2 separate regions of the Homo sapiens genome follow, and region 1 is linked to region 2. Evidence: read pairs that join two places in POLR2A ChIA-PET (ENCODE). Cell type or tissue: OCI-LY7. All regions are shown on one strand. Region 1 overlaps LOC107984942 (a long non-coding RNA gene). Region 2 has its middle 51 kb from the start of LITATS1.

What was found. Peaks named below come from ENCODE experiments on the same cell type or tissue, not always from the same donor. Only the 100,000 strongest peaks of a DNase experiment are listed, where the experiment ranks them.
Region 1: POLR2A ChIA-PET joins it to region 2 with 6 read pairs; 4 of 35 experiments call an interaction of 5 or more read pairs at or near these places.

The regions. Positions count from the first base shown.
Region 1 is chr1:37,355,465-37,357,964 of GRCh38, reverse strand. All of the region lies in intron 1 of LOC107984942 (a long non-coding RNA gene), which reads left to right. Among named protein-coding and RNA genes, the nearest start is that of LITATS1, 120 kb to the left of the region's middle. In OCI-LY7, no CTCF peak of the experiment used is centred here; no DNase peak of the experiment used is centred here.
Region 2 is chr1:37,422,547-37,425,046 of GRCh38, reverse strand. No RefSeq gene overlaps it. Among named protein-coding and RNA genes, the nearest start is that of LITATS1, 51 kb to the left of the region's middle. In OCI-LY7, no CTCF peak of the experiment used is centred here; a DNase peak (open chromatin) is centred at 1,066; H3K4me3 peaks cover 458 bases.

The sequences.
Region 1 (2,500 bases), 67 kb after region 2:
TACAGATCTCTGGAGAACATAGCCTCACAGCTACTTTAATCACTAGAAAGGTTCGGAGTCAGTTATAATCAGCTGGAGTCAATGTGGAAATGCTCATCTCTGGCTTGAAAATAAGATCAAAAGGAAGACCAAGGAGGAGATAAAATCTGAGATGAGAAATGGATGTTGGTTTCCAGAAGTTCTTAGGTCTTTCTCCTATTTCCAAAGGGGGTCACAGATCTGAAGCCCCAGCCCCTGGGAACTCTGCTTCCCTTGAGGCACACTACTGTGGATTTCTCTGACCTTTTCTTATGACATTGGGAAGCCAGTCACACCTCTGCCAATTCAGGGACAAGTTGAGTGAGACGGGACCTCTCTCTGATGGAGGTTTGGTGGACAGCTGTTATCTTCTAAGCTTGTGTGAGTAAAGGGAGGTGGAGATGAAGATGGGGATGAGCAGGGGAGGGCTCTTTCTACCCTGAGCTAACCTGAGATTGGGCATGTTCAGGCAAGGGCTGGGGGAATGGAGGGGCGGAGGGCTGGCTGGAGGGAATCTGGAGACATCACTAGGGTGGGAAAGCATCCCAAGGGAGGGGAGAGTGGGGTCTGCCAGCTTGCTCTTAGGGGAGAGGCAATTCTGGGTGCTCACCTGAGTTCCTGCCTGAGTCCTTGGAAAGTGATGGGGGAGAGGACTGCAAGGAGAAACAAGGAAATGTGTATTAGTCTGTTTTCACACTGCTATAAAGACGTACCCAAGACTGGGTAATTTATAAAGAAAAGAGGTTTAGTTGACTTACATTTCCGTATGGCTGGAGTGGCCTCAGGAAACTTACAATCATGGTGGAAGGGGAAGAGGCATGTCTTACATGGTGGCAGACGAGAGAGCTAGCAAGAGCAGGGGAAACTGGCTTATAAAACCATCAGATCTTGTGAAAACTCCCTCACTATCATGAGAACAGCATGGGGAAAACCACCTCCATGACCTAATCACCTTCCACTGGATCCCTCCCTCAACACGTGGGGATTACGGCGATTACAATTCAAGATAAGATTTGGGTGGGGACGTAGCCAAACCATATTGAGGTATTTTTGGTAAAATCTCTTAGGCTCAGAATGGTCCCACTTGTGTCATCTGTGTCTGAGAGTGTGGGGGCCATGGTCCCCAGCTTATCTCCAGGGCTTCAGAGAATGCAGAGCAGTGCTGGTGGGTTGAGGGCCCAAGTTTTTTGTCCCACTGATGGCTTGATGGTGACAGGCCCTCACCTGCAGCAGCTGGGGGGCACTGAGGCAGCTCAGGTGGGACTCAAGGAGACCTCTCCCCTCTCCCCCGTTGCCCACCATACTCTGCCTGAAGATGGGTCAGCATTGATGGCAAGAAACTGTGCCCCCTCACCACCTCCAAAGGAGGAAGGATGCTTGTTGCCTAAGTGAAGGAGCCCCTGGAGGCCACAGCTAGGGCTGGTGGGTGTGCCCTCCTCTCTCTTGCAGCCCTTGCAGGAGATAGGATGGAGTGTTGGGCAGGGCTGTTTCCAGTGGAAGATCAAGTTCTCTGCCTGTGTTTCTTTTCCCTCCACTCTCCCAACTAGTAGGTCTTGCGGGGGTGGAGTGGGGGCACTCTCCTTTACCCCCATCTCACTGCTGCTTTCTCTCTGGTCCTTGAGGGCAGGGCGGGGGTGGGGCTTGTGCTGGAGCCAGGTCTTGTCTCATAGTAGTGAGGCCTGAGGTCAGGTTGGGAAGCGGGTGACTTAGCCTAGCTTAGGGAAAGGGGTCCTGGGTGGGTCCAGCCCAGTGTGCTTGTATTAGGGGTTGGGACTGGAGCCCAGCTAAGAAGGTGCTGGCCCTGGGTCTTCCTTGTTATGTCTCTTTTCCCTAAGGGCCTTTCAGGAGGAGGGAGGGAGCTGGGCCAAGGCAGGATTTGGGAATTCTGGAATGGCTTCGATGTCATCCTAACAATTCAATCTCAGTAGCACTCCAGTCATAAAACCCCAACCCAGTGGTGGTAGAGGGTGCTGGCAGCCTTGAGAGCCTGGGGCAGCAGCATTCTCGGCCCCCATATCTGTGCCCTTTGTAGTGGGTACTGGCCATGGCCACAGGAGCATGGGCAGCAGAGGCTGTGGCGTCAGCTCTCACTGATGGATTCAGATCAGGAAAGGTGGCAAATGTCAGCTGTAAGGTGGCAGCCGAGAGGGTGTGTTTATGGGCACATGTGAGTCGCCCATGGGGTGCCCAGGCTGTCTGGGGTCAGTCTCACTGAGCTCTGTCTCTGACCAGCTGTGTATCCCTATCCTCTCAATGCCTCAGTCTCTTCACCTGTAAAGTGGATAGAAGATTGCACTCAGGATTAACAAGCGAATGCATGCGAAAGCACTTGGCAAAGTGCCTGGGATGTAGAAAACCCTCAGTGAACAGCTCTTCATGCTCAGTTGTGTCTCTGTGTCCTCTTAGAGACTGGAAGTCCTGCAGCAGCACATGGAAGTTATAGCCAGAGGAATGCTGCTTGTTGCTGTGATCGTAAACTCCT
Region 2 (2,500 bases):
TCCAGCTTTTTGGAACTGCACAGAAATGTTGGATGCCTCTTTTCTTGTGGGTGTGTGAGTGTCACATTCAAGCTTGGGCTGTCTGGCAGGAGCTGGGGTTTCCATCCCTCTCCAGACAGCTGTCTCCTGCCCTGGGTCTTGGTGGGATCCAACCTTCTTCACACAGTGCCAGGCCTGAGTGAGCTAGATCAAGTTCAGGAAAGGCAGGGCCTCCTACTTCTAGTTCCCACCTCAGAACCTCACTGAGGACACAGCCATGGGAGGGCTGAACAGGGATAAGGCAATGATTAACCTAGAAGAATAATTCAGAGGCTCGGGAGCCATGTGTCTCCCTGATGAGCTGGTCTCATGATTCATGGCTGATTAGATATCTGACCCAAATAGTGTCAATTAGACTCTCTTTTCTGGAAATATAGGGCTGGGACTGGGAGAGAGCAGGGTTTGTCTGTGAGTGATTGCATCTCTCACTGGGAGGCTGGGATTGGGCAGGTTCTACCCAGCAACCAAGTGGACTGTGGAGTGGGAGAGAGAAAGGACTGACATTCCTGCTGGCCTTCTGCATTCCAGCTCCAGTCCTCTTCCACGAAGTTCCTTGTATCTTTGTTGTAAGAGCCCCAGTGATGTCAGCTTGAGGTGGTGTCTGTTACTTGCAGCTAAGATTCTAAGCAGGGATGTATTGCAAAGAGCCTTGCATGTTTTGGTTTTATGGATCAGAGGTCCTCTCAAGCTAGCTCACTCGAGACACTAGTGGCATAATAAGGGCACTCGTGGAAATCCTACAAGAGAAACTGTCAGGGCTGGGGCCCGCAGGAAACTGAGGCAGACTGGATTTAAGATGGCGCCAGGACCTCAGCATCGGGAGGGAATTTATTAACTCTATTAACACAACTTGTGGTCAATTCCTTGTGGCTGCCTTTCCTGTCCTGCTAACACTTCACCAACTCTTCTCTTTTTCCTTCCATTCAACCACCTGAGAGAAGACATTCAATTGGCTCAGCTGATGACTATTTTCTCTTTGCGGAGCCTTTTGTGTCAGGCCATGTGATAGGCTATGAGATAGCCTATAGATGGGCTGCCCTTGTTTCAGGTGCTCATTCATGGTCCAATCAGATGCCATCTCTGAGCTGGCCGTCTGGGCGGGGTAGTTTTAAACGGAAGTTGATTTTGTCAGCGTGGAGGCTGGTGAGTCCTGTGTGAATGCCAGGCTCGGTACGTAATTCAGCAGGTGATGGTGAGGCCTCTAAGGTTCTTGAGGATGTGATATGGTCAAAGCTGAGACTTGTGAATATTATCTGGTTGCAGAGAAGAGGTTGGTTGGAGGGTGAGAGGACAGGCAGGGAGGCAAGGTAGGTGGTTGCTGCCTTAGTCCAGTGAGAGGAGATGAGCTGAGCTGGCCTGATCTAGAGCGTGGGCCAGGCCAGGACCAGGGTAGGCAAGTGAGGCTCTGGGGACACCACATTTAAGTGGCCCTGCTCCCTCTCAGGGCCAGCCCTTGCAGGAGCCTCCTGAATTTTGCTTCACTCATCCCATCCTAGAACTGGCCCTGGGCAGGGTGATGGAGAAGACACCTGAATGTATGGGCTCAATAACTGGTGGGTTGCAGGTGGTGAGGAGAGGGACCCTCCTTTCTCTGGGGAATGCTGAGGCTTTTGGTGGTGTGGGCTGGAGATCAGGAAGCCAGGCCCGGAGATGGGGAAGCAGGAGGAGGGAATTTGGGTTTGTGGAGGAGGCTGGTAAGTTCACTTTGGGGTCTGAGGAGTTTGCGATGCCTGTGGGAGGTTGAGGGCAGGGTTTCTAGTAGACAGATGGGAATGTGGGTCTGAAGCTTGGAGAGAAGTCCGAGCTGTAGAGGTGGGCTTTGGCAGTGTCAGCATAGAGTTGATCCTGAGGCACCATGTGCAGAGTACTGGGCACCCTACCTGGCACAAAGCGTGTGCTCAGGAAATGTTTCATAAGTAATATGGGAAGTCATGGGAATCCACTTGATCCTTCGGGGAGTGTTGTAGGGAGGAATGGGTCTCTAATGGTGAAATGTCAGACAGCTGACAATAGCTTCTGGGTTAGGGGGCATTTGTGAGTAGGAGGGGATTCTTTTGGAGCTCCTTACATGACCCCATGCTTGTATCCACGGATGCACCCTGTTCTCAAGGATCCCTGGAGCACAAATGCCTGGCTGAAGGGCTGAGGACTGATATGGTTTGGCTCTGTGTTCCCACCCAGATCTCATGTGGAATTGTAATCCCCAGTGTTGGAGGAGGGGCCTGGTGGGAGGTGATTGGATTATAGGGTCCCCTTGCACTCGTGATAGTGAGTTCTCACGAGATCTGGTTGTTTAAAAGTGTGTAGCACCTCCCCCTTTGCTGTCTTTCTTCCTCCGGCTCCTGCCATGTAGATGTGCCTGCTTTCCCTTTGCCTTCTACCATAATTGTAATTTTCCTGAGGCCTCCTCGGCAGCGTGGAACCATGAGCCCATTAAACCCCTTTTCTCTATAAATTACCC